Regions from separate parts of the Homo sapiens genome. Here regions 2, 3, 4, 5, 6 and 7 are each linked to region 1. A link is a loop called in an ENCODE intact Hi-C map of the cell type or tissue named here. Cell type or tissue: ascending aorta. All regions are shown on one strand. Region 1 has its middle 260 kb from the start of SLC14A2-AS1. Region 2 overlaps SLC14A2 (solute carrier family 14 member 2). Region 3 has its middle 18 kb from the start of SLC14A2-AS1. Region 4 holds the start of LOC124904290 (a long non-coding RNA gene). Region 5 overlaps SETBP1 (SET binding protein 1). Region 6 overlaps SLC14A2 (solute carrier family 14 member 2). Region 7 has its middle 180 kb from the start of SLC14A2-AS1.

Region 1 (4,000 bases):
GTAGTCATGGAATAAAACGAGATTAAAATACCAAAGAGGACTAGTTAAAAATGTGGCCCCAAATGTGTGCATGCGTGTGTGTTTGTAAATGGTACTCATGATCTAAAGCCAAAAAGTCAAACTGGACCTAATGCTGTGAGCAGAAAAACATGATATAGATGCTCATTAGTACTGCTTTAAGTGCCTTTTGTTGATTTTAGTCACTTGTTTCTTTAAAGTGACCATATTTTCAGTAGTGTTATCAATGTTTGTTAGTAAATCATATCACATGTGTGAGTTTCCACATGTGGGTTCACATTCCACTTTCATTTCAAATCCAAGATCTGGCCTTAGTGAGGGTCCATCTTTTCTTCTGGTGGCTATTAGGTTGATAATTTAGTCAATGACTCTGATTCATAGAATGAATTCAACATTTTTTTTTTCTTTTTAGAGACAGAATCTTGCTCTGTCACCCAAGCTGGAGTACAGCAGCACAATCATAGCTCACTGCACCCTTGAACTCCTGGGCACAAGGGATCCTCCCATCTCAGCCTCCTTAGTAGCTAGGACTACAGGTGTACACTACCATGCCCAGCTAATTTTTTAATTTTAGTAGAGACAGAGCCTTGCTATGTTGCCCAAGCTAGTCTTGAACTCCTGGACTCAAGCGATCCTCCTGCCTTAGCCTCTCAAAGTGCTGGGATTGCAAGTGTAAGCCACCATGCCTGGCCAAATAGATATTTTCTAAAGGAATTATACCATTCATTGCTGTCAAGGGTTGTGCCTGGATGTAAGGAGAGAGACTATTCATCAGACAGAAGAGGAGATAAAATCAGAGAGGCCAGATGTTTCTTAAAAGACCACACATTCATTGAAATTCAGACCAGTTACTCAACCTCTCTGAGATCAGTTATGTCTTTTCTCAAATGAATGTTTTATAATAGTTGTTTCAAGAATTTTTGAGAATATTAAAAAAAAAACAATGCTTAGAAAGTAAATAGCACAAACCCAGAGCAGCTGCTCAACGCATGTTCAGCACACACACAGGCACACACACACAGTTAGCAATACTCCACCCTTTGCATGTACATACAGGGCAGATAAAAAAAAAAAAAAGGCTGGAGCATGACTATGCAAAAAAAATTTTATAATAGTTTTTAATGAAGGAAACATCTCCAAAAATGTACTTATATAAAATATATTTCCTTCTCTATTGATACTGAGGCAAACACGCTTATAAATGGAGTTATCGGTTGCTCCCAAGTGAAGCTGCTTACACACATGAACAGACACATGTGTATATGTAGTCCTGTGCTGTGCTTGCTATCTTAGAGGTAACCCCCAAAGGACGCTGGCTCCTTTCTTCTATTTCCTTGAAAAGGCACTAAAGGGAATTTAAAAGAGAAAAATTATGGAACGTGGACAGCAATGAAAATATCATTTCACTCAGGTTCATAAATCATTTAAAAATTTCTTCTCTCATTTCCCTCCACCCCGCAGATTTATTGAAAATTTATCACCAGTCCTTTCAGGGAAGCTTTTCCCTGTTTAGAAGAGAGAGGAGAATTTTGACCTAAATTGCCTAAGAGCTAAGCCAGAATACCGTTGAAGTTCTGTGGCTCCATTTCAAAACTAGCTTGTGTTTTACAGAATTTCAAACATCCAAGTCACTTCCAGTCACAGGAGCTAAAATTGGCCAGGGTGGAACTTGTGGCTGTCAGAACTGATAAACATTTCCTGAATGCCAATTGGTTGGAGAGCCATGTCTCTGCATGCCATTAAAATAGTCTGAAGTCTACCTCAACATGTAACCCCAAGTTCCAACTGCTTGTCGGGAAATTGAGACTTTGTTTGAACAAGCTCAACCAACTTTTTTAGTCCCACATTCTGTGGTCCAGGGGTCTTATGAGGGCTGAGATCTCGGGGGGAACAGGCCAAGTCCTCCTGTTTCATGCTGGGATAAGAATAATCAAGCTCAAATCCCTTCTGCCCAGGGATCAGGAACTGTCTGCATGCACTAGTGCCTTTCATGAACCTCAGACAGGCCCTCATGTCTCAAGAACAGAAGAAATAACAATCAAATCAAAGCATCCGGTATTTGCTATGGGACGATAAAATGGGTTTGACAATGACTATGACTTTTTTCTGTGTTGGAGGATCTTTCTTCTCTAAGGCACAGTTTTTCCTTGGCAAAACTGAGAGAGGGTGTTGCTTTTTTGCCACCTCCCTACATTTCCTTCCTCTTCCAATCAGTGACTCTTGCCAGCTAAGCATTTACTGCACAAATCTAAATTATCCTGCTACCATCTTCTCAATGGATTATTGACATATACTCTCAGAACCTCACTGATAGAAAGGGGTTTTTTTGCTCCCTACTGACAAATTCAACCAGAGCCAGTTTAGGCACAAGGAGAACTTAAGAGCTCAACTGGATGCTGGAAGGGCATGGATGTTATGGGCCCCAGGGACACCAGGAATCAGGAATTGTAATTCCACCACCTTCCTCTCTCATCAATGCTTCTGTCTGTGTCAGCTCCATTCTCTCCTACATAGATGAGCTTCTTTGGTCATGAGAGACATGGTTGCTTACAACTCCAGTGCCTCGTATCACAGCACCAGAGAATTTCTTTTGGAGCCTGAGTTCAAAAATGCTGAAGAAGTGCTTTGACTGTGTTAATATGAAAAAAAAAAAAAAAAGGCCTACATTAACAGAATAACCAACTGATGTCAGCAGGCTAAGATTCTATAATTGGTCCAGTTTGTTCAGGGGGTGAGATCTGTTAGAGCATGACAGATCTCACTTGAACTACTGAATGAGAAGGGGAGTACTGTATTTCTAGAAGAACGAATAGACAGAGTTATATATGTTTATCAGAGAAATCAACAAATGCTTGTAAAACAAATCTCTCTCCCACATCTAAATCTGAATACAGATAAGTAACTGAGGCCAGAACCCAAGGATGTTTAGGTCATAGGTCCAGGCCTCCACAATCCGTTGAAGGAAGCCACACACCATTACTCTCCTTATCAGCATTTCTTCAACATTACTTGCTCAATTCTCGCAAACTTATATAACTTTTTATACAATAGATGTGTTTATGGAAAATGTGTATAAATCAATTTTTCTAAAGAAAGAATCAAATTTTGACTGTACCGGGGAGTTTGGTGTTGAAACAACCTTTAAAACAAAGTAGTAATTCTGCTAACAGTGCCGAAATAGCCTTAGAATTTACCTTGTGTTTGAATACAGATTTTATATTGGGTGTGCTGAAATTCTAGAGGGTGTCAGGGTGGGAAGAACCTACACATTAAACTTGATGTTCTGTTAATCTGACACTCTGAAAAACATCTTTGGTTGTATCATGGGTGTTTTCCTGTCACTGCAGGCAAGGCAGTCCTTTGGGGTATATAGAGTTGAGTTTCTAGTTTCTTCTTTTTCAAACTGGATGGTCTGAACAAGCTATCTTATCTCTGTTAAGTCTTATTCCCCTCCTCTGAAAAAATGGGGATTACAATAGGTGTTTTGTTTTTGTTTTTGTTTTTGTATTTTTAGTAGAGACGGGGTTTCACTATATTTGGCCAGGCTGGTCTCGAACTCCTGACCTCGTGATCTGCCTGCCTCGGCCTCCCAAAGTGCTGGGATTATAGGCGTGAGCCACCGTGCCCAGTGTGGCGGCACACACCTGTAATCCCAGCTACTTGGGAGGCTGAGGCAAGAGAATTGTTTGAACCCGGGAGGCGGAGGTTGCAGTGAGCCAAGATCACACCACTGCACTCCAGCCTGGGCGACAGAGTGAGAGTCTGTCTCAAAAACAACAACAACAACAACAACAAAAGTTATTTCTACTCTGCAATGTTAGTGAGAGGTTTGAAATGAGGTAAGCCTATGAAAAGACAGTTTAAATTTAACATCACTGTAAGATACTAATACTAACAATACACTATATAAAATATGTATTATTTAATATTGTAAGTTTTTTATTACCTAGGACTATGCTACATTATCCCTTCTTACCATCTG
Region 2 (4,000 bases), 390 kb before region 1:
CCCAAGTAGCTGGGATTATGGGTGCCCACCACCACACCCAGCTAATTTTTGTACTTTTTTTTCTTTAGTAGAGATGGGTTTTCACCCTGAGTTCAGGTCATCTATGTGCCTCGGCCTCCCAAAGTGCTGGGATTACAGGCATAAGTCACCGTGCCTGTCTCCCTGAAAGTATTTAAAACTGCAGGGAAGAGAATGTCTGGAAGATTTGCTGTATGTAGGGGAAAAGTGACCTTGAGTGAATTATCCTGAGGACCTGAAGAGAGGGAGCTCTGTCCTACCTGCTAGCAGCCCCACGATTGAGCCAATGGCTGCATGCAAGCAGATGAGTGGCGAGGAGATGAACAGAGCCACCAGGAACACGCCGCCTGTCCAGGGATTGTCACAGCCATACACCTGGCCGACCCCAACAGGGATGGCTTGTAACAGCTGCAAAGTTAACAGAATACAGGTCACTGGAGCATGGACAATAATGCAAAAACCAGACTCAGGGCCAGATTTGAGCCATTCCTCGGGGGAGTAATGGAGTGGAACGGGAGGATGACTGTACCCTCCAGCATGTGAGAGAACATGGGAGGCATGAGCTGGAACAAACAGCTCCTCACTCTACCACCCAGCAGGCATGTGAGCATCCCTCATGCAAAGCCAGGGCCCCCAACATGGGCTGGGCATGGATGCTTCTGAGGAACATACGGCTTCTGCTTTGAGGGGACCAGAATGCACCTCCTCCCTAGAATGCCGCTGGGAGTTTCAGGGCTCTCGGGGATTTCCTCTAGACCTTCTGAAATCCATACAAATATTCTAGGAATATTGAAAATACAGTAGGCCATTTTGATGTATGATTTGACTAAAAGTCACCCAGCCTGTTGTTGGTCAAGTGCAGGCTAGAGGCTCTGAGCTTGACCCCTAGCTCAGGTCTGAGGTCTTTGTCACCCTTGCTGTCTCTTTGTCAAGCCACTGCTGACACGTCCTCTTTGGCGGCCCCTGCCCATTCACTGCTACCCTGGGGGGTTGTGAGCCTTTGGAAAGGAGCAGTAGGCATGCCCCCTGCTCTCGAAGACCGCATAGCATTGTAGAAAGGTAGTATGTGGCACATCTGGAGAATGGCCTGAAGCCCAGACATCCCTGAGCCTGAGAGTAACTTGGTGCTGGAATTGGGGAGAATTTGTTTGGCAGTGCTGACAGATGGCTTTTCTGTGGCCAGGCTGAATTGTCGATATTTTTGGAGTCCTTTGAGGGCAGAAAAAGAAAGGAGGGAGAATGGCAGGGCAGGCAGAGCACTGGCCTGGGAGTAGAGGGCTCTAGCTTCCATCAGGGCTCTGCACAGTTCACTGTGTGACTGTGAGCATGTCACATCCTCGTCTGTAACAAGAGGCTGGCTTGGCAGATGATCTTCCAGCTTTAAGACTCTGTAGTTCTTTTCACCATTGCCAGGTCACATGACCTCTGTGAGGACAGGGCCCTTTATGCCCAGGTACACCATAGGTGCTTAACAAATAGGAATTGATTAGGTCAGTGGTTCCCAAACTTTGCTGTACAGTGGAATCCCCTGGGAATCTTTAAACAAATACTGATGCCCAGCTCTTCCCTAGACATTCTGATTTAATTGATATGGGGCATGGCAGGTCCTCAGGTGAGTCTAGTGTGCGATGGGAGATTAGTTATAGATGATCTACTGTAGACGTTGCTGTAGATGTTGGGAATAATTTAGTTTCTCCCTTTGGACCAAATTTTGTACTTTTTGACAATTTGATTTAATTCTGGAATAAGTATGATTTCTTCAGGGAGTAGTATTTGAAGAGCCTAGAGGGCTCTTAAACTTTGCTCACTCTTGTCTCTGAATGAATGGTCTTTTAATAACCAAATGCTGTTTGGACCAGAGTTTATAATCTTGCGAAAGGAATGGCAAGGGAGGGGTACTCAATCATATTTATTTATAGAAACCCAGAAAACACTTTGTACCAGACCAGGGAACTCAGCTTAAATGTTGGGAACAGGCTGGAAGTCTATTTAATAAATATCCCATGATTGCCAACATCTGAGGAATGCGGGATGCTGAGGGGAGTTCACGTCCACCTTTCCATCCGGGAACGCAGATTTTAAGCCCAAGCGGTCAAGAATGAGAGGAATGAGGGAATGAGTGGCCTTGGAATGGAGCCTGGGTTTAGAATGAAGCTTCCTCCGCTGGGATCTATATTTCAGCCTGGTGAGCTGTGCCCCAGGGCGGCCTTCCCTCCCAGCACGCTGCTCCCAGGCCGCAGCTGACACCCTGGTGTGAAGGGCAGTCAGGTGTGCCATGGAAATTTACTAAGCACCAGGCCTTCTTCACACTCCTCATAATTCTTATATAGCAACAATAAGCTGATTAAACAAAAAGGAAAAGGAAGGCCTTTCTCTGTTGTTTCAAAGAGAAAGAGGGAAGTGGCCTGGGAGCAGCGTGCTGGGGACCTCTCTAGTCTTGACAATAAAAATGTCTCCAGACATTGCCTAATGTCTCCAAGGGGCAAAATTATCCCTGCCTGAGAACCACTAAGAGAGAGAGTATATAAAAATTAACCCTCTGTCTTCTATGCTAATGCCTTTAAAATCCCAATTTTAAATGTTTATTTTAGTATCTTGCCCCTTTATCTGACTATACATTTTATCTAATATCTTTCACTCAACCACCACAGTTCTGTACTGTCAACGCTTATCTGTTCACTTGCATGTTATCTGTTTCCCCGTATAGAATGTAGGCTTCCTAAGAGCAGGATGTCATTGTCTTGTATTATCAGTATCTGAAAAAGTGTCCAGGCCATGTTACATGCTCAATAAGTACTGTTGAAAGGATCTATGGATGTGGCAGCAACCCTTTCTGATACCCTGCTGAGGCCCATCATCTGGTATAGATGTTTCTAGAGAAGTTGAGAGCATGGATAGTCCACAAATTGGTTGGCGAGAAGGTCTGCAGTGGAATATGGGGGTCTCAACTCATCACCGCTGGGTAACTTACCAGGGGCATTTCCATCTCTGTCCAGGTGATATTGGGCACTGAAGACACAGGCTCTACCAGTGTTGTGGGGAAGAAGAGGTTGTAGTGGCCTGTGGCTGCAAGGTACAAGGTGACTGCAATGTTGAAGGGCAGAGTGAAGACCGGGAGGTCCCACTTGCTGAAGATGGAATTCAAGGCACTAGAAAGAACTGGGCTGAAGATGCAAGAGACAGAGGGTTAATCCCTGTGACATCCTGAGGTCTACATTGTCTCAGCAGCTCTGGCCACTGTATCATCCACTGCCTCCTCTCCTAGGCACAGCATTCCTGGCCCCCTTGAGACTCCAGTGTTCCAATGATCTGGGATAGGGAATAGAATAAGGTATTCAATTTCAGCTCTTACCTTTTTCTTTTTTTTTTGCCAATTTATTGTCATCTGCTTCATAAGCTTACACCTCTGAGAAACAAATTTTAAAAATATCGTAACTTATTTTGAGTAAAACACTTTATAAAATAGTGGAAATATTTCCTTGTTTTTTAAACCAAGAAAACTAAACAAAATGTAATGTATTGCCTTTGAATCACCAAGGTGTACAATGACTATTGTTCAAGGCTCTGATAACATTTTAGAAGACTGACCTTCTAGGAGGAGGCTGCAATGGCATATGGGTAATTTGCAGGTCTAGTTTCAGCAAAAATACTTAGAGCTACTCTGGAAACTGCCAGGGGAAAATAGAACCTTCAGTTGTTTGTACCCTCTGTCTTCTTCATCTTTTCCTTGGAAGGAGAATGGGTGTTGGAGACAGATGAAGCTTAGTGCAAATCCTGACTCACTCCTATGCATACAGGCTGAAGGAACAATGTTAGGTAATTAATCTCCCTTAGCTTCAGTTTCCTCTGGAAGGCACCAGCCACCCTAGACACCAAATACCCCACATCATCCACACTCAGTGACCTGCTGGGCAAAACCTGAAGTTGCATGATGTGTTTAAATTGTCTGCTTTTAATGAATGACCATGAATTTCAAAAAGGC
Region 3 (4,000 bases), 270 kb before region 1:
CAAGGTTCAAGAGGAAAACAGGTCTGTAAACAGTCAAGTCTCACAGTCTAAGGCTGAGAATAGTAAAGAATAAGTAATAGTAGTAATAAGGATCACTTATTGAGCACCCACTAAGGACCAGGCTCCATCCAGGTGCTTTATACTTGTTACTGCCAATCCTTACAATAGCCAGGAAAGACAGGTATTAGAGGCAGCCCAGAGTATTCAGGTGAGCTCCAGTTTTGTGTCCAGTCCTGAGGTTCAATTCAACTCCGTACTTTACAAATTATGTGTCTTTGGGGCAACTTTCTTAATTTTTCTGCATCTCTCATTCTCTTATCTGAAAATGATGACAAAATCTTCTTCAAAGGACAGATGTGAGGGTTAAACAGTAAAAGGCACACAAACAGCCTAGTGTAGGGTAAGTTCTCAACAAATGTGGCCAGAGATCTGGACGACCTGGGAAAAGTGAAATAGTGCCCTTAAAGGAAGCCCTCAGTGGAGATCCAGGCAGTTGCTGTGTCAGAGCAAAGGCAGGTCTCAGGTGGGGAGGGTTACAGGCAGGATGTATCATTTGCACTGGGTCTCCAAAGACAGGGGAGATTTCGTGGGGTTAAAGAATGATAACTAGTGGCTGGGTGTGGTGGCTCACACCTGTAATCCCAGCACCTTGGGAGGCCAAGGCAGGCTGATCACGAGGTCAGGAGATCAAGACCATCTTGGCCAACATGGTGTAAACCCCGTGTTTACTTAAAAAAAAAAAAAAAAAAAAAGCTGGGTGTGGTTGTATGTGCCTGGAATCCCAGCTACTCAGGAGGCTGAGGCAGGAGAATCGCTTGAGCTAGGGAGCCGGAGGTTGCAGTGAGCCGAGATTGCGCCACTGCACTCCAGCCTGGGTGACAGAGTGAGATTCCATCTCAAAACAAACAAACAAAGAAACAAAAAAAAAACCTGGTGATGGGAGTATAGATTGCTCCTGCCCTGGGCGACCTGTCTTTGTGATACTTATCCACATCTCAAGGTGTCTGGCTGGGTTATCCAGACTCAGCATAGGGGCTGGGGCTGGAGCTGGAGGAACTTTCTTGGCATTTCCCTCCTTTGTTTATTTAATCCTTTTCTCAAATTGAGTGTAAACTACAATTCTCACCAGCTGAGAAAGTGGAGAACCCCCACCCCACACCCCACCAGTGACCAGTGCAGACTACAGCTTGCCGTAGACCACTTATGGGGTCATGGTAAGACACTCTGCCCTCTCACCCATGACTTGGAGAGATCAGTTTTTTGGTTGCATGCGTGCCAAGCCATGGCATGCTCTGCGTTGGAACTTAGCAGAAATGGGAACCCCTGGCAACCCAGATGCTTAAACCAGGTGTCCTCAGCAAAATGGCCTCTGACTTCTATTGCCCAAGGCAACAGGGTATAGCTGGTTTGGTGATATGATTTTCTAATGATCCACATGTTAATAAGAATTGGGGAATCCAATGAGAGCCTGAGTAAAGTGAGCAAGCAAGCAAACAGAAATCTTCACGCAACAAACAACAACCACAATAACAAGCACACTGTACAAAATTCATGAATATTTGTGGTCTAAAATAAATGAATGAACATGAATGGAATTTCCTGAAGAAAGTGCTATTACCAAAACCATCATCTATTTTAGAGGTCGATGGAGAACTAGGCCTGTTTCCCGAGAACTGTCAGTGCAGAATTAAATGTGCTATGTGGCATTTCCATTCTGGGTAGTGAGTTATGTAGGATTGCTCCCGCCCTGAGCTCGGGGCCATCTCCAGCAGAATGAGAGGCAGGGACTGAGGGATGGTGCCGGGAAGCTGCCGCTCTGGGGATGGCAGGGCTCAAACTCTCCCAGGTCTGCAATGTCAAGGGTGCACCTTCCGGGGTTACCTTCTCGAGTTTATTACTGCAAGCTGGACATTTTCTCATGGGCTTATAGTGTTTATGCTTCTAGGGCTTAGCTGTTTTGGATAGCAAGGCTAAACATAAAAAAATGCCTCCTTTTCACAACACATCATACCCAGAACTTGACGCTGCCAACTTTCCTACAGCACTTTCTATTTCTTAAGGTGCTTTAACATGCATGCTCCCATTTGAAATCCACAGTAACCCCACGTGAAGGATGGTGATCTCCACTGATATGATGTGCAAACTGAAGGTCAGAAAGGCACATAACTGCCTTAGACTGCCTTAGATTGCCCAAGGGGCAAATAGTCCAGGCAGGATTAGAACATGAGTCTGCTGACTCCCAGTCCAGCACGCTTTCCTCCATGGCAAGCTGCCCTCAAATGAAACATAGCTCAAAGAGTAACGATGTCTAAGGCCAGTTACCCCATAGGCCTCTGGGAAAATACCTCTTACTTTCTGGATGAATATGCCCACTCACAATCAGCCACACCCCTTCCTGCCTCCCTCAGCTTGAGTCCCAGAATCACTTGGCTGTTTAGAACAAATGCATTTATGAGGGCCAGCTCCAGAGATTCTGATTCTGTGGGAACCTGCATTTTTGACACACTCACCAAGTGATTCTGATGCACATTAAATCTTGCGACTTGCTGGTTTATGGAATACAATGGATTTTAAAGGTCACTTGAGCCAGACATAATCTCATATGTAAATCTGTTTCCTCGAAAGGTAATTTTATTTAAAAAAGAAAAAAAATGAAAAAGGAAACAGGGTTACTTTCTGAAGGTCTTTTCCAAAGTTATACCTCATATCTAAATGTCCTCTCTCTTCTTTCTGGCTTCTCTCAATTTTCCAAGTCTTTTTTGTACCTTTCTTGTGTTACTCTCTCTGGTCCCTGAGCTGTATCCTGCTTATGGTACTATCCAGTTACTGAGTGTCTGTCTTGTGTGAGTCTCTATCCCTAACCCTGTGCACTCTTTCTGAGTTATGTATTCTGCATTCCCAGTAGTCCTTAGCACAATGCCAGAAACTGCAAGTATGCTTTGGCTGTAAGCTTGGAATGAGTCATTTAACCCTGTCGGACTCAGTGCCTAGCACAACTCTCCATCAGTAAGGATAATCAAGATGATGTAGAAGCAAAGCCCATCATCAAACTGGCATTGAGTCCCTATCAGGTTAAAGCCTCAACTAAGCTCTCAGAAATTCCCTTAAAAAATATGACTGTTGACAGGTCACTTGATGTAGAACTGAGGTGATGGGAGGTGCAGGTCATGTTTCCAGGCCATAGGTGGGCCTGTTGGATGGTCATAGACACTACTCTTGCCTGGGCCAGCTGTTAAGATTCTAGAGTATCTCAGAGGACCTGGTGGGAGGAGGAAGGCCCACCCATTCCCACTGCTGGGGAAGCACCCAATCACCAAGGCCCTGTCACCTGTGCAGACTTTCGGTCATAATAATAATCATGATCCTAACAGCTTGTATATGCCCTGGGCTTTGCCACTTAGTAAGCCTTTCCCTTATCTTCTCATGGTAACCCACAAATTAGATAGATTGTTCTCTCTGGTCTAGAGAGGAAGAAATAGATGTTCCCAGAGGTTGAGGTAACTGCCCTAGGTCACACAGCTAGATGTGTGAGAACCCACATTTTCTGATGCTGAAATTTCATGCTCTTTCCAGGACACCATGTTGCTTCTTGTCTCATGGGCCATACCTCCTTAGGATGGAAACGCCCAGAAAAACACTTCTCTATAAAGATCTAGCTCATTTGACATGCAAAGTTTATTCCATACATTTTAATCAAAAAGAACAGAAATAAATGCAACTTTAAATGCATTTAGTCCATCATTCAAAAGGTATTTATTTAGTGCTTAGTACCATGTAAAAGCCCAGTTGCGGGCACTGGGTCAGGGACAGGGGGACATAAGGTAAGGGTGTGTTTAAGGCATGCCCATGGACTCGCAGCCTGCACCACCCATTATCCTAAGTCTCCATCAGGTGATCTGCCAACAGTCACATGTAGCACACTCATATTCCTGAAAGGAATTTTTGAGATTTTAGTTGAGGCTTTATACCTGTTAGGGACTCAATATCTATTTGATGATGG
Region 4 (4,000 bases), 670 kb after region 1:
CCGGGGCTGCAGGTGGAGCTGCCTGCCAGTCCTGCGCAGTGAGCTCGCATTCCTCAGCCCTTGGGTGATCAATGGGACTGGGCGCCGTGGAGCAGGGGGTGGTGCTTGTCGGGGAGGCTCGGGCAGCACAGGAGCCCATGGAGTGGGTGGGAGGCTTAGGCATGGCAGGCTGCAGGTCCCGAGCCCTGCCCCGCGGGAAGGCGGCTAAGGCTCCGTGAGAAATCGAGCGCAGCGCCGGTGGGCTGGCACTGCTGGGGGACCCAGTACACCCTCCGCAGCCACTGGCCCGGGTGCTAAGTCCGTCGTTGCCCGGGGTCGGCAGGGCTGGCCGGCTGCTCCGAGTGCGGGGCCCGCCAAGCCCACGCCCACCCGGAACTCCAGCTGGCCCGCAAGCGCTGCACGCAGCCCCGGTTCCCGCTCGCGCCTCTCCCTCCACACCTCCCTGCAAGCTGAGGGAGTGGGCTCCAGCCTTCGCCAGCCTAGAAAGGGGCTCCCACAGTGCAGTGGTGGGCTGAAGGGCTCCTCAAATGCCGCCAAAGTGGGAGCCCAGGCAGAGGAGGTGCCAAGAGCAAGCGAGGGCTCTGAGGACTGCCAGCACGCTGTCACCTCTCAATGGGATCTGGGATTGGAAAGAGCTTTGAAGGTCTTCTACCCCATCTTTCTGTCTATTGATTGAATATCCTCTACTTTAGAGATGTTCTTTTTCATCTTGCTATAAATGGAATGCAACCACCCCAGCCCCTCCCCAGGGGAGCTTTTGGGCTTCGAGTTGGGCTGCTGTTGAGTTTTGGTGGCAGTGCCCAGGAGTATCCGATTTGGAAGGAAATGAATATGATTCAGCTGTGAAAATTACAAGTTAGATTTTGGCTTTCAGGCCATTGTGTATTTTTAGAACCAGAGGAGAATAAAATAAACATTATTTTAGGCCTAGTACAGATTATTAATATTATATTCAGGAAAAAAAAAAGCCTTCCTGGTGATTGGTTGAAATAATTTCTCCTAAATATAAATTTTCCCAACTGTGCTAATTTTCTCCAGGATAATATTACAAATCGTATTGATTAATGCCCACCCCCTTTTTGTAACGATTTCTTTGAGATTGGGAGTAGGGAACTGAATGAGTTCACTTTATTATAGCTACTTTGCCAACCGAAAGCCACTTGAGAGGAGAGACGTTTGTCTTCATTGTTACGTCATCTCCTGTGTAGCACAGTGGCTGGCACCACGTAGGAGGACAAATCATGCTTGTGGAGTGAGTGAATAATCAGAAAGCGTAGGTCCTGATAATAGAAGTTAATGACTGAAGTATCTACACTTATTTATTCCCTAACATCCCTTGGGCACTTAACTCTTAGTTAGATACTGTTTAAAACACTTAAAAAGTATTACCTCACAATTACTCTATCCTAAGGTAGCAACTCTATGATCCCAGGTTTATCATTGTGCCACAGGCTTAGGAGGGAGGTCTGAACAAAAATGCAAGAAAAAGGAACTTCTGTCCTCCAAGCCACGTCGTGGTAAAGATGCAGCATACCTCTCAGAAATTTAAGTTAATAGAAACAAGCACTACATGCTAATGTACATGGAATGTGTGACTAACAGAGAAAAAGTGATACTGTGAGGATGTAAAAAGTGAGCTAACTCGAAAAGTCCTCAAGAAGTAGTGTTAATGGTGAGTATGTCTATGCGATAGCTCCTTCCGGACTTGCTGCACAAACAAAAAGGTATAATGATTTTGGTCCGGGTGGCGTTTTGGTGACCTTCTAATGTCATCATGCAGACTGACAGCCAAATCACCATTCATCCACCATCTGCTGAGCTGGGAATGCTGGTGAGGTTGAGTGAGGTTTGTCAAAAAGTTGCCCACCCTATTGTAAATGAGAAAGCAGCCAGGAAGGCCGCAACAGGCAAGGAAGTAAATGGCAGCGATTAACTTCAGAACACAAAGGGAACCCCTAGTGGGCTAAGTGGGTTAATGCATTTTCCTGACTTGGCTGTTAGTAAAATCTAATTAAATCAGATGCTACTAATTTGAAACTCTTGCTTATTTGGACCAGCCTGAGCTAAATGTTGCTTCTACTCTTGCTAGGAAGGAAAAGGTTTTCTTAGCAAATTACTGGGGTAAACAAGATTGCAGATAATTAAAGTGCTTAATAGAATAGTAGAGAATCAAATTTGCAAGAAAACAATCATTGTGCTATTTTTAAAATGTTCTTACCTGTTCATTAAAGCAGGCCATTAAAGGATCTCTGCTTCTTCACACTTCGTTAAGCTGGTTTGAATTGTTATGTTTACTAGACAGTGAAGAGAAAGGACTTCTCTAATTCCTACTGGCCTCTTCATAGCCCAGTTAAGTCCGAATTAATGACATTTTTTTTATGGGCAATCTAAGAGAGTCATTTTAGAGAGATTGTTAGACTTGTCCCTTTCTTACTGGAGGTTGAACTGGGAGTCTGCAGAAGCCACAGTACACTACACAAATTTCTACATAGAGTCTTATGAAGGAAACATTCATGGCCGTGATTTCCCAAATAGAGACAAGTGGTTAGGACCCATGGTGGAGCATCATCTTCATGAGTATTATTAACTCCTTGGTTCCTGGGAAGAGAATGGAAGAAAAGAAATGAGCTAGACTCTGTAGAGGAATTTCAAGTTCATGTGGGAGAACTACAAGCATCTGTAGTTGGCACTTTTAAAATGGGCTCTAAAAAATTAAAGGTTAAAGAGATTTGCCAACTATCTCTTATTTTTATACTTGTTTTAAAGTGTCTTATTTTAGTCTAATGATCATGTGAATCTAAAGCAAAGACATTCTGGATATTTTGGATGTTTGGATGGCTACTTAATTACCTACTCGCAATATTCATAGCTTTCTTTCTATTTGTGTTTATTATTGCAGTAATACAAAGAACTATCTAATGCTTACCAGTAATAAGAAAAAAAAATACAGAGGTATAAAAAATATATAAATTGTGTGCTCCCACCATAAGAAGGCAAACGGCATCCCTAAGAGCTGTGCAAATAAAGCCTTCCTGGAATTTGAATAGAGAAAAAAAACGGTGTGAGGATCGAGTCACCTGTGGCACATTGTAATAAATTTGTTGAACTGCATTGGAACAGAGCATACAGTATGCACATTGTGAGCAATGATATAATTCCAACAAAATGATATCACATTAAATTAATGTTGTTAATTTTAATTTTATTGGTTTTCTTTGAATTCGTTTGCACATTTGTTTGGTTTTTATAGTTCTATAAGAGTCAGAAGCATAAGGGATTTATAGGTAGTTTATGTATATTCATATTTAAGTAACATTTTAATAAATATAATTTAAACCAATACTGGGAGTTCAACAGTACTTTATTATTATTATTATTATTTTTATTTTTTATTTTTTTGAGACAGAGTCTCGCTCTGTTGCCTAGGCTGGAGTGCAGTGGCGCGATCTCGGCTCACTGCAAGCTCTGCCTCCCGGGTTCACATCATTCTCCTGCCTCAGCCTCCTGAGTAGCTGGGACTACAGGTGCCTGCCACCAGGCCCGGCTAATTTTTTTGTATTTTTATTAGAGACAGGGGTTTCACCGCGTTAGCCAGGATGGTCTCGATCTCCTGACCTTGTGATCTGCCCGCCTCGGCCTCCCAAAGTGTTGGGATTACAGGCGTGAGCCACTGCGCCCAGCCTAAGAGTACTTTATTTTTTAAAAGGAAGTTGGAGAACTAATGATCTATAGAACCACAGATTATTGGAAATTGAGAACTTGGAGATCACTGATCTAGTCCAGTGTTTCTGAAACGGGGTTCCAGGGAACCCTGTATTGAGAGGTGTTCCTAGGCATGCCAAAAAAAACCAGACAGGGGTTTCTATAATCAAATAAGCCCTGAAAAAACAGAGCAGTATCTTCCTCTTGAAGATTCGCAGTACTTCTTTATGAAATAAAGTCTCAGCAAGGGCCAGTGATAAAGAAATCAGGCCGATTTTGTTCAAAGCAGCATTTCTCA
Region 5 (4,000 bases), 230 kb after region 1:
CTCTCCTTGAACAATAAAAGGCTCCTGCTAATTTTTACCAGAGTCGGCTCTGAAAACCTGCCGTTGACTGTGAGTCACTGGCCCTCCGGGGAATAGGAGGTGGGGAGGTGGGGAGGTAGGGGTGGGGGTGGAGTGAGAGCTCTCTGTGTGTGTGTGTGTGTGTGTGTGTGTGTGTGTGTGCGCGCACCAATGTGTATAATCTCACAGTGCCCAGAGCCCTGGAGATCCTGGAACACTTCAGTAGCACAGGCCAGATTCATTAAAAACCCTGGCTACAGGCCAGCAGTTAAAATTGAAGCAGCATATTTATTGCATTTTGTTCAAATAAATCTGAAAACGTGTGAATCATATTCCTTGGAGAGATTGGGAGAAGAAGTAAACAACATCAGGCTAATACTTACAAGCCGTGGCGGAGAGAGAACAAAGATACAGAAGGTTCCGCCGCGACAGGGAACTCTGTGGGATGCTCCCCCTTCCTAGGTGGGGGCTGAAGGGGTCCACACTCTCCCCCACCACTTTCTCTATGGGCTGGGTCCTGACCTTGGTGTCACTTTAGGGCATGGGCTCTGCTCTCTTCCCTGGGTTTCTCAGTTGCACCCTGGCTTAGCCCGCCCTGCTGTTCTCCTAGACGCTGTGGCTGCCATCCTGCTTTCTAATGGCAGCTGCAGAAATTACATTCAATCATGAGTTTTCCTAAAATAGTGTATAAGGGAAAACCTCCCCCACCCTCACCAGCCCCGTTCATATGAAATTCGGCAACAGCTCAAACTAATTGTTTGCCTCTAGAAAGCAAAATAAAGTAGCTGGTCAGCTCTATCATGTACGGGCTGTATTTTCTTTTGTTGTTTGTTTTCTTTCAGTGATGCTAGGGTGGATTGTCTGTTTAGGAAGGAACCTCCTTGTGGGTGGAGGCTGCATGTAGGACTTTTGGCCTCAGTTTTCTGAAGTGTAAAATGGTAATACTTCTTCTCATATGGTAATTATGAGGACTGAATACATGTGACATCTTGTAAGAGCATGTAACTCAAGAACAGAATATCCCCATGACTAAATGTCAAATCTCTTATCCTTCTCTCTGTAAAAGAAATGATTTATGGGCATATGTATGTCATACTTATGATCTATTTTTCTCTGTTCACCCCAAGATAGTTTCTATAACACAATTTTGCCACTGACTCCCTCCCTCATTGCCTTTTATCACACATGTGCTTGTTGGTGTGAAACATTGATAAAGGTAGATGCACAGGCATAAAGTGTAATCCAATATTCTTCTCTTACTTCTCACAAACACGTTTGTGAGATGTTTAGACATCTCTAAAAACCCTCTGACCTTCTGCCAGTTTTATCAGGCTTGGGGCATGAGTGGATGTTTGGAGGCATGCTGAGGGTCACCCGAGAAAGGCAGGTGCATGTCTGTTGTATTTTAAGGCCCTGCGAAAGGTTAAGTGTGCTTCTAAGCACCTTATACCTATTCACTGTAGTTAGGTTCTTAGGTGAAGATTTCATGGTGATGGAGGTAAAGGTAGATCAAGACCTAGGCAGCAGTTGCCAATCCATAGATCTGGCAGAGGGGGCAGGTTTCTGAATTGGGGCCAAAATGTGAGATGGCCTGACACACCTCACCTGGTGGAACAACCCATCTTGCCCAGACCCCTAGAGTAGAGAGTGGAAATACGACTTTTGAGAAGTTGATTTTATTCTAGTACCTTGATACCTACTCCATCTCATTGTTGAGGCTCCCCCTCTTCTGCTCTGGCCAGGTTTGGGGTCATTCCTTTCTACTCACTGTGCCTTGGACCCCGAAAAATCTAGGGCAAGTTGATCTAGCTCCAAGAACATCCTCCCCAAGCCCTGGCATGCTCGCCACTGATCAGGAATCCCCTGATGTGGAGGCAGAGAGTCCGGAGCAGGCACCCCACTGGCTGTTTGAAGCATGCATTCCAGTTCCTGAAACTCTTTATCTCACACACTGTGCTGGTAATAGGTATAGCCAAGACTTCAATTGCAGGTACATCATGCTAAGGCACTCTCTAAGACCTTTTCATGTATTATTTAATTATTAATTATTATTTATTTAAATATCATTTAATACAACAAGTCTATTTGTTGGAGCATTATATTCATTCTCATTTTATGGAGGAGGAAACTGAGGCACAGAGAAGGTAAGTGATTCACCCTTTATTACCACAACTAGTAGGTGGTAGGGTCAGATTTTGAATGCATGCAACCTGGCTACAAAGTCTTAACCACTAAACAATGCCATACGGTCCTTGTTTCTTGACCCTGTCAAGAATCAGACATTGAGTTCCCTCGATGTTTTTGTTTCCTGAGTGTGTGCCAGGAGGAAATTCAGCAAGCCGTCCCTAGGCCAGAGCACTTTCCCAGTTAAACAACAGCATATTTATTAATTTATTCCATTCTACATGAACCTGTCTCTGGCTGTATGGGCTTAAATTGAAATGCGCTGCCCTGATCCAACAGCAGGAGGATGTAATCTGAATTATTTCTCCCTTGCTGGGGAATGTGCCCTGAGTCACCAGCACAGATTCCTCCTCCTTTGCTTCTTTCCTGCAGGGTGGCAGGTCAGAGCTAGAGGAAGTCTGTGGCCCACAAACTAAACCAGTCCTAACTAGATGGCCTGGGCTGAAACCGATTCCTCTGATCTCCACCTCCTTGCTATGGACAAGCTTTCCCTATGAAGCTCAGCTGTTTCTTAATGGATGGGCACAGGCTGTTTTACTACCTCCCTCAGCCTACATTCTGGCTGCTGATTGTACAGCAGGCACTGGCTTTCCACAGCCCTCCCACCTTGGAGAATTTGAGTCCCAATGCTCAATGATTCATTTTGCTGTACTGTCTCAGAATTCAGAATTTTTTTTTTTCTGCCGAACATCCTTTGCTTATTGAATGAAAGAGTGAATGGATTATTGAATTAAGGCAGAACCTGAGAAGAAACCAAGTTGTTTAAACACATCTGTGTATTCCCAAGTGTCTTGGACACCACATGCCTTTTCCTGAAAGTAAATTTAAAAACACAGCAGAAAGAAACATGGTGGGTGAGTTTTGTCTGTCAACCACAACCGTCAGAGCTTCAGACTTCATGTCAGGATTGGGGATGCCTGGGAACTGACACAGGGCACAGCCGCTCAGTGGCTGCTGCTCAGAAACAGTCAGGGCTGGGTGTGGTGGCTTATGCCTGTAATCCCAGGACTTTGGGAGGCCAAGGCAGGCGGATCATGAGGTCAGGAGTTCGAGACCAGTCTGGCCAATATGGTGAAACCCCATCTCTACTAAAAATACAAAAGTTAGTCGGGCATGGTGGCAGGCACCTGTAGTCCCAGCTACTTGGGAGGCTGAGGCAGGAGTATTGCTTGAACCCGGGAGGCAGAAGTTGCGATGAGCCCAGGTCACACCACTGCACTCCAGCCTGGGTGACAGAGCAAGACTCTGTCTCAAAAAACAAAAAACAAAAAAAAAGAAAGAAAGAAAGAAAGAAAGAGTCAGAAACAGTCAGATATAATCCTAAATGGTCTGTGTCTGTGTCTAAATGGACTCCAGCTCTACAAACAGGCCTTTGTTTGTTTGAGAGCAAATTCCCACTGGGCTGAGGCAACCGGATTTTCCTAGCATCCTTCGTGGTGTGTTATCAAAGGTAGAGCAGGTAGGCAGGGTGGGGCCAAGGAGGTGAGCTCTGGGTCCCCCCATGTTATCTCAGCCTCCAGGAATGGCAGGAGGCTGCAGGGCCTGGGGCTGGCACAGACTCAGCATCCTGCTCTCTACTGTGCAGACACCACGGGGCTCAACCTGGAGTTTGTGTGAGGTGGTTGTGAGCTTGACAAAGCCATCACCTTGCCTTTCCTAAGTACTGACTCTACTCCTGTCGCCTTCCAGGACTGCAGTGCCAAGTGTATTATGCATGTATTTTAAAACATTTGACTAAATCTAGGAGTTACAAAGTATAGCTTTATGACATGGCTATACTCTGTAATGGTGAAGTCTG
Region 6 (4,000 bases), 370 kb before region 1:
ACCCTGTAGGTAGGGTTTCAGTAAGGGGTGGGCACACTGCCATAGAGGGGGCATGCTGGAAAGGTTTAGGAGACAGTGAAATCCGACAAGCCCCAGAACCTGTTCCTCTCCAATGCGCTCTCTCCCTCTGGTGGCCAAGAGGTGATACAGCATCCCTGGCCCTTGGTAAAAATTTCCCTCCAAGCCAACCATATGAAAAGTAAGCAGGGGCAATCAGATATCTAGACACACAATCTGCATGACACTATACAACTGGATGAACTAGATATGTTCCGGAAAGGCCTTGTGTTAAATTCAGTGGCTATGAAATCTATTAAAAGTCTAGCTGAAAAGTGGTAATGATAAAGGTTTTTCCTAAACATATTTCATGGAATCTAAGATGTTATCAGCTGTAAGATTGATCACTATTTTATGTATCATAAAGAAAGAAGAAAATGCTTCCATTCATAATTTCAAGATGCATCCTGATTTTAGAAATGTTAAAATATGAAAATAATATACATCATATAATCAAGGAAATATAGTGTTCTTTTAAGTGGTGGGGCTGAAGTATACAGGTAGGAGTTGAGAATGGGTATACTCAGAAATTATTTCCTAACCGTAAGAATTTAAAGATTTTTATATTTCTTTTGATGAAAAAAAAATGTGTCTACTTTATAATCCCTGTAAGAACAGGGGCCATTACCTTGTTAATTTCTGCATTTATACCACCCAACAGAAAGCCTTACACCTAAAAATCCCTTTATTATTATTATTGCACAAGGGAAGTTCTTTCTAGGGTACTCTCCAAAAAGGTACTCCACCTTTGAGTCCCTTCTGTATGCAGACAATATTTCCATTTACAGATAAATCATGTCCTTGAAAAGCAAAATAGGAATTGTTTCTCATGTGTATGTTGCTCTCAGCATTTTCCAGAGCAAGCTCACCTCATTGTGACATTTGCAGGACCCAGAAAATGAGCAGTTTGCTGCAGAGTCAAGGTTAGACCCAGTTCCCCACTGCGCTCTCCATTACTCTGACTGCCTGGCTGGGCCATGCACAGCCGAGTGGCTGGCCCTTGAGCGCCTGGGTCCAGGGCCTCAGCCCGCTGTTGTGTTTCTCAATCCTATGTATCCTCTGCAGGAACAGGGCCTTGCACCTCCTCTAGGGAATACAGCGTTCCTTTGCCACGGGAATGTTTACTCTGTTACAACGGGGAATTTTGGCTTTGGGGTAGGGGGCGAGACATGCAGCACCAATGGCCCTGTGGAGAGCAAGTCTCCGCATCCGGAAGGAGCACAGGCTGTGAGGTGGGGCTGCTCCTGCCTCCCTGCTCTGCCACTCGGGGCCGCGTGGGCCTCCATGTCTCCGAAGGGCAACGTAGGCTTCTCAGGACAGTGAAATTGCTGACTTGGTTCCTGGCACATAGTAGGCGCTTAGTGATCTTACTTTTCCCTCTTCTCGTGCTCCCAAATTGAAGGGAGAGAGGGTGGGAGCAGCCAGATGAAGTACAAGCTGGCTGGTGTGAAACGGAACAGCTTTCAAAAGTTTCCATAAGGCGTCGCCACTTGTTAGAACTGGATGTGAAATCCCTGCCCGAGCCACGTCCGGGCTGAGGGCCTCAGCCCGTTCCCAGCTCAGCTCAGCGCCAGTCCATTAAACCTGCTTCCAAGAACACATAATGATCTGCTTGGCGCACTCAGACTCTCCTTGGCTGCCCACACCTCCTCTTCTCCTTCAGAAATATGGACAGAGAGGCTGTTTGGATCAGTCCCACGTCTCTCCAAAAACCAGGCCTCAAATGTCTGGCAAGGGGCTCCCAAAACAGACCAGCTCCTCCATCCTCTTTGTAAGAACCCTCCTTGTTGAATATCTACCGTTCGCCTGTGGGCTACCCTGGAGGGATCATTGCTGGAAGGCCCAGTCCTTGCCTGCAAAGGGCTCACATTCGAGTGCCCAGGAGAAGCAGTGAGCAGGCACTGTGTCCTGAGCAGGAGGCACAAGGGCAGAGGGCAAGAGGGCGGTGCAGAGAGCACAGAGCGGCTGCCCTGCCCTCCCAGCCCTGGGGAGACTGGGCTCAGCTTCCATGTCAGGACTTGGCTAAGCAGGTGAGAAAGAGGAGCACACTCCAGAGAAATGCCTGAGAAAATACATGGTTTGGGCAAGCAAGTCCCAGCATGGACTCTGCTACAGCATGGGAGAGATGTCAGCAGGCAATCAAAGACAAAACTAGGGTGTGAGAACCAGACTGTCAGGAGTCCTTAGTGTCTAGGTTTGGACCCAAATTCTTCCAATGGTTAGAAAAACTGTGGCTCCTGCTCTATTGTACTAATTTTGAAATTCTTTTCCTGATTATTTTCTCCTAAAGATCATCCATCTCCAGTAGAATTGCAGAAACACGCCCATGCCCAGTGAAGAGGGGCTGTGCCTATTTCGTATGCTCCTGCTGCCCTGGGATGTAAGGGGCCCATGTTCAAAGGGATTTCTTGAGTTGTTGGTGTGAATTAGTGCAGAGTCAAAGCTCTCTCCCTATCCCTAGTCTCTTGGGCTTAAGTATACCAGTCCCCTGGTCATCTGGGGATGAATCTCAAATGGCCCCATTTACTACTTCTTTTTTTTTTTTTTTTTTTTTTTTTTTTTGAGACAGAGTTTCGCTCTTGTCACCCAGCTTGGAGTGCAATGGTGCAATCTCGGCTCACTACAACCTCCTCCTCCCAGGTTCAAGCAATTCTCCTGTCTCAGCCTCCCGAGTAGCTGGGATTACAGGCGCCTGCCACCACGCCTGGCTAATTTTTGTATTTTTTGTAGATACGGGGTTTCACCATGTTGGCCAGGCTGGTCCTGAACTCCTAACCTCAGGTAATCCACTGGCCTGGGCCTCCCAAAGTGCTGGGATTACAGACGTGAGCCATTGTGCCTGGCCTTACTTCATCTTCTAACCAACTCAGTTATTGAGACCACAGCAGCTCTGGAGAAGTAAAAGTGATTAGCAGGTTCTCCAGAATATTAGTTGGATTGATATATTTTGCCTAAGACCTTGCAATTGATGCAAGGAGAGTTTCCATAAATTTCTACAACCTTAGAACCAAGAGGGATGTCCTCTCTGAAATGATGAAGGAATCCATTCTTTAACACCTCTGGATACCTAGCTTCTCCTGGCTGGGGTCCCTTTCCCATGAGGCAGGTTGGTCTTGTTGAGAACAGCCCTGCTTACTAGAAACCCTTGTATCTGTGGAGCTGACATCAAGTCCCTGGGACTTTTTCTCTTTGCTGTTTCCAGTTCTGTCCATTATACCTGCACAGGATACAGGGACTCCTTTTCCCACCTAAGAGCACTTCAGAGGTTGATCCTAAGCCTTCATTTTTCTAGGGCAGTCTGCTTGATTGTCCTTCACTCTGGCTCACCAAACACAACCCCAGACTCTCTGCCATCTTGCCACCAGGATCTCAGTGACAGCATCATTCTGAAAGGACCTTGCTGAGTGAGTCAGGCTGGGTCCCTGGGAGCACTGGCTTCACTCATCCCTGAGTTGGTAGACTCTGAAGGTGAAAAATCAGGTGTGTGGGGCTAGGTGGATGTTTGGTCAGGCTGCCAGAATGGGGACAGATGAGGCCCCTGGACTGGTGGATCACACATCAGGGAGATCAGGGAGGGGAGGAATCCAGGAGACACCTGGGCACTAAGAAGACAAGGCAGGTAAACAGTCCAGTAGCTGGGCTGAGAGGTGCCTTACTCAGGGCTGGGTTGTATAAGAGCCTGGCTGAGTGCCGGCTTTTATTAGGGGTGGCTCAGAGTTTTCTTGGCAGCTCCAAGTTAGTAAGTCTGATCTGGGCTGAGAGGAGACTGACTCACTGGGGCCAGCGGGTCAGGCTGGGTGGGGCAGGAGTCAGAGGCAGCACCACCTCCTCTGGGTCCTCTGAGGACTGGCTGGGGTTAGAGATGGCTGGTGGCCAGTGGGCCAGGGGCTTTATCTTTCTGGTTTCTGCTGCAGGGCCAGGGCTGGGGTTCTGCAGCTGAGAA
Region 7 (4,000 bases), 77 kb before region 1:
TTTGCAGGCCCTTATTACTAGAAAAAGAGCCCAAATGCACATTCTTCAAGAGTAAAAAAAATATACTAATTACATTATGGCTCCTACCAAGTAGGTGGGATAGCTAGCTCATAATAGGGAATTGTGGTGCTTAGAACCTTGCTTAAATCAGGAACATCTTGGGTTGAGCATATTTTGTTAAGAGGAGAGCTAGGTAACTCTCCACTCCCTCCACTGCCAGGAATTTCCTAATGAGAAAGCTAGCTAGATGGCTGGCTGGCTGGCTGGATGGATGGATGGAGAGATAGACAGATAGATAGAATGACTGATTGATTGATTGATATATAGAGATATCTCAAATAGAGAAGGGAAAAGTCTGGTTCTGTGAAGTCCTAGCTGTTGTAGGAAAACTGACTTTCTATGTTCCTGCTCTCCATCCTCACCCTCATGTAAGACCCTCTACTAAAATCTAGACTAAAAAATACAGTCTAGGCATGAGGCTTCAACGAGGCTTCCTACTCCTGGACAGGAATTGGGGGAAGGAAATTTGTAGAGCCTGCCCTAAGTCCACTCATCCAACCTGTATGAGGAAAGAGGCGTGCCTGGAAAGGCCAGCCTCTGTGCCTTAGTATTTGGGTGCAGGAAGCACAAGGACAAGCACTCTGCCCTTTCACACAGTAACCCTGCTCACTAGTAAAATGGTCTGCAAAAAGGACCTTACCTCTACATAGTTCCATTAGCCTCTCTTTCTTTGAGTTCCAGGAGGGTAGGGGAGATGACTCAAAAGGAATGGTTGAAGGGGCAGAGGAGTTGGGGAGAAGCACTTTTGCTCCTCTCCTCAATATAATTTATATGCAGTCTGGAGTCCTTCCTCTTCTTCATCAGTAGCTTTCCTATACATTTTAGATATTGATAATATGATTCCCACATTCAATGGTATACTCCTGTAGTTTTGAGAAGATATAGAGAATCCAAAGGAGGTGCCACCAAGAGAAAAAGGGAATCATTTATGAGGATCCTAGCCAAATTTTGGGACTGATGAGTAAAACCTGTGAAAAACTTGCATTCAGGTGGAGAATTGTGGTGCTTGTAATTTTACTCATATGTATATTTTGGACAGACCATCTCTTACTGTTTTTCTTCTGGCTAGAAAAAAGACAGTTTAAAACAAATGGCACCATTTTGGTAATTCCCTTTTTAATTCAGAAAGATGGTAGGAAAGTGTGAAAGAGAGGCCATCCAGCTAGAAATCAGGAGGCCTGGGTGGGTGTGAATGCAACTCTGCCATTGTTTGTGGCTCTGAGTAAATCACATCTCTGCTTGAATGATCAGCCTGAATGTAGAGCAGTGGTGTAAAGCAGGATGTTCTTTGAAATCACTTGGCGTATTTTTCTCTAAAAAGTATTTATGCCTGGACTTCACCCCTCACTCACTGATCCAGACCCTGTATGTGTATTTTGGAGGGTGCAGGAAGAATTGAGGAGTTTGTTGGGGAGGGGAACACAGGCACACAGGTTTGGAAACAGTTCCCTGGATAAATTAACATGCATCCCTGGTTAGCATCCATTGATCAAGATTACAGCTTAGGTCACCTTTACTTCTAGTATTCCTATGATTCTATAAAAACAGACTGAATACTCACCAAGACCATTAAACACGGCTGTTACGAGGATCAAATAAGAAAATAATGCATATGGATGTCCTAGAAGGTAGTGCTACACAAATGTAAGCAATTACTAGGACTCCCATAATTCTGTGCATTATCCAAGTGGTTCATCAAATATTAACCAAACCCTCTTAGATTAGAAATTCTGCAATGTAATTCTGGAGAACAGGATCGACACTTGGCACTTTTGTTTGAGTTTCTCCTAGGGAGAGGATTCACCAGTGTAATAATACCCTTGCTTGTTTTCTGGTCATGTGAATGTATGTAAGTCACAAGAAGACAGTCTTATGAATATATCCATTTCCCAGCAAAGGGGCAGCTGTGAAAAAACCTGTCACCTATCTAAAATCTGCCCATTTTCCCCAGCTCAGAAGCTGTGTATCCTGAAAGTTTCTGGTCATCCGAGTGTGGGTCACTGACGTTGACACCACCCATTCCTCAGAAGCTGAGACTCACCCGTTGACTTCTAGAGGGAAGTCTTTGCCTGGAAACCTTCATTTCCATTGAGCTAATGAGAGCACTGTCACCTAAATTTTCATTGTTTTAAGAGCAAGTGGAGGCTGACAGTTTCCTTTCAAGCTTGAATGATGAAGAGAAAACATCCCACGGCCTCATCTGGCTGGCTTGCTGCGAGGTAATGAGCCCTGCACAGCACCCATCTTTGCTAGACTGGGATGACCTTATGTCTGGTAATGCATCAGGGAGGAGTGAAAAACGCACCGCAGGTCCCGCCAACAATTCCCCCAGGATGTGCTGAATGTGCCAAACAGTTTAGTAAATAGATCTCGAGTTACGGCGTTGAAACATATTCCAACATATTGCAACAGAGAATGTCTCAATCTAAAGGTCATACTTTACTTTGCAAAGACCCAGTGTGAAGGGGTTGTGTGTGTGTGTGCGGGGGTGGGGGGCGGTGGCTGAAAGGGGAATGTTATGGAGGTGAGGGTCAGGAGATAAAACATTCATAGCATTTAAAAACAAATTTCACAACCTCCCCTGGCTAATTGCATTCTAGTCTCAGTCCAGACAGGGCATTACATGTGCTGCCAGTCTTTGTTCCAAGACTTGCTGGAATTCCTTGGGATAGGGTAACAGCCCCAGGGGGTGGGGTGAGGGGGAGGAAGGGGAGCTGAGCCTATCCTGCAGAAGCTAGGAGGGTGTGAGGTGATGGGGTGAGGCCAGGATGGAGTTCAGAGGCTTCAACTTTCCTGACTTCTTGTTTTCTTTGCTTTTAGAGTCCTTGGGGGAGGAATAAAAAAGGACTTAGAGATGTGAATCTTGCTTAAAATAATCGTTGGCGATTGCTTGAGTGCAGAAAAAGAGTAAAAAGATTGAAGAAACTTGGATCAAAGCTGGTTTCACAAGTACAAGGAAACAGTGGCTGCCACCATGGCGTGGTTTAAAAAAATGCCTGGAGAAGGGACATTCTGGATCCACTGCTATGGGTTCACTACTGAGGATCCTTAACAGAGTGTTCTACTTTGACTCAGTAGATACTTACTGAACAGCTATTATGTTTCTAGTAATATATGGGGCATGGAAAGTTCAATACCTATCTTTGAGAAGCTTACTCCAATTTAATAGATGGGCATATACCCCACAAGCCACTAAAGAAAGGGTTTTTGTGCTTTCAAATTATAACGTCTCTTTCACATTTTCTCTTTTGCCTTCCTTCCCTATGGCCATTAAACTTGAACCCTCCAGTGCATGCGTGTTACATGCAGTACTAAGAGTAGTTCAACAGTCATCTCTGAGAAGGGTGATGAAAACCCAAAGAAAAACCTGCAACTTCTCAATGTCTGTTAGTGCAAATGCCCCAGAAAACAGGATGCATTTTTGGTCTTGGGAGGTGGAAGGCAGGGCTGAGACTACATACTGGTGTTTGGAATCTACCTTGGCAAACAAGTCCACTGAGATAGGAACCTTAATTCAATCGGGTGGCACACAGGAAGTGCTAGGATGCTGTGGGACATCCCTGGTCTCCCCAGAACACATTGACTCAATGTCATTAGGCTGAATCCTATTAAACTGCTAATGTTTAACTGATTTTGAACTACAAAAACGGCAATTTTAGAGGCTTCAACCTAATATAAAGCAGAATTTGAAAGAGCCATAATGAAAGCAAACACAATCAAAAGAAGGAGAGAAAAAAAATATGGTCAGATTTAGGAATTTATACTTCTTAAACCTCCATTTCTCTTTCGTCTTCCCTTTGTCCTTCCCAGACTTGTTAAATCTTTATGGGCAAATACTTTCAGGGAGGATATAGCTGGCTGAGAGAAAGACTCTAAAGAATGATGTTTAACACAATGGTGGCTCCTTGGGAGAGGCCTGACACAAGGAACAGAGATAAAT

What was found. A loop is a pair of places that touch in the nucleus more often than their neighbours do. Peaks named below come from ENCODE experiments on the same cell type or tissue, not always from the same donor. Only the 100,000 strongest peaks of a DNase experiment are listed, where the experiment ranks them.
Region 2: a loop joins it to region 1, with 5 times the contacts of the local background. A loop is called at or near these places in 3 of 110 quality-filtered maps.
Region 3: it touches region 1 in a loop (4-fold over the local background); 8 of 110 quality-filtered maps call a loop at or near these places.
Region 4: a loop joins it to region 1, with 2.3 times the contacts of the local background. A loop is called at or near these places in 2 of 110 quality-filtered maps.
Region 5: a loop joins it to region 1, with 2.0 times the contacts of the local background. A loop is called at or near these places in 2 of 110 quality-filtered maps.
Region 6: a loop joins it to region 1, with 3 times the contacts of the local background. A loop is called at or near these places in 4 of 110 quality-filtered maps.
Region 7: a loop joins it to region 1, with 2.5 times the contacts of the local background. A loop is called at or near these places in 11 of 110 quality-filtered maps.

Annotation. Positions count from the first base shown.
Region 1 is chr18:45,246,378-45,250,377 of GRCh38, reverse strand. It overlaps a transcript of SLC14A2 not described here. Among named protein-coding and RNA genes, the nearest start is that of SLC14A2-AS1, 260 kb to the left of the region's middle. In ascending aorta, no CTCF peak of the experiment used is centred here; a DNase peak (open chromatin) is centred at 1,677; H3K27ac peaks cover 3,911 bases.
Region 2 is chr18:45,636,172-45,640,171 of GRCh38, reverse strand. SLC14A2 (solute carrier family 14 member 2) reads right to left here. Exons shown (of 20, transcript NM_007163.4): 6 at 2,990-3,182; 7 at 279-426. It overlaps LOC105372093 (a long non-coding RNA gene), which reads left to right. Exons shown (of 10, transcript XR_935423.3): 8 at 3,015-3,349. Among named protein-coding and RNA genes, the nearest start is that of SLC14A2, 23 kb to the right of the region's middle. In ascending aorta, no CTCF peak of the experiment used is centred here; DNase peaks (open chromatin) are centred at 581, 1,026, 1,356 and 2,101; H3K27ac peaks cover 4,000 bases.
Region 3 is chr18:45,520,246-45,524,245 of GRCh38, reverse strand. It overlaps a transcript of SLC14A2 not described here. Among named protein-coding and RNA genes, the nearest start is that of SLC14A2-AS1, 18 kb to the right of the region's middle. In ascending aorta, no CTCF peak of the experiment used is centred here; DNase peaks (open chromatin) are centred at 1,745, 2,295 and 2,925; H3K4me3 peaks cover 465 bases; H3K27ac peaks cover 4,000 bases.
Region 4 is chr18:44,577,163-44,581,162 of GRCh38, reverse strand. LOC124904290 (a long non-coding RNA gene) reads left to right here and starts at 1,210. Exons shown (of 2, transcript XR_007066347.1): 1 at 1,210-1,672; 2 at 2,900-3,200. RefSeq lists an enhancer at 1,605-2,106. In ascending aorta, a CTCF peak has its summit at 1,972; DNase peaks (open chromatin) are centred at 109, 762 and 1,212; H3K27ac peaks cover 1,832 bases.
Region 5 is chr18:45,012,912-45,016,911 of GRCh38, reverse strand. All of the region lies in intron 4 of SETBP1 (SET binding protein 1), which reads right to left. Among named protein-coding and RNA genes, the nearest start is that of MIR4319, 45 kb to the right of the region's middle. In ascending aorta, a CTCF peak has its summit at 2,480; DNase peaks (open chromatin) are centred at 111 and 2,561; H3K4me3 peaks cover 694 bases; H3K27ac peaks cover 3,101 bases.
Region 6 is chr18:45,617,289-45,621,288 of GRCh38, reverse strand. The region is part of intron 1 of SLC14A2 (solute carrier family 14 member 2); the gene reads right to left. All of the region lies in intron 8 of LOC105372093 (a long non-coding RNA gene), which reads left to right. Among named protein-coding and RNA genes, the nearest start is that of SLC14A2, 3.8 kb to the right of the region's middle. In ascending aorta, CTCF peaks have their summits at 140 (motif pointing left) and 1,533; DNase peaks (open chromatin) are centred at 78, 1,248, 1,708 and 3,788; H3K27ac peaks cover 3,619 bases.
Region 7 is chr18:45,323,309-45,327,308 of GRCh38, reverse strand. It overlaps a transcript of SLC14A2 not described here. Among named protein-coding and RNA genes, the nearest start is that of SLC14A2-AS1, 180 kb to the left of the region's middle. In ascending aorta, no CTCF peak of the experiment used is centred here; DNase peaks (open chromatin) are centred at 2,438 and 2,728; H3K27ac peaks cover 1,145 bases.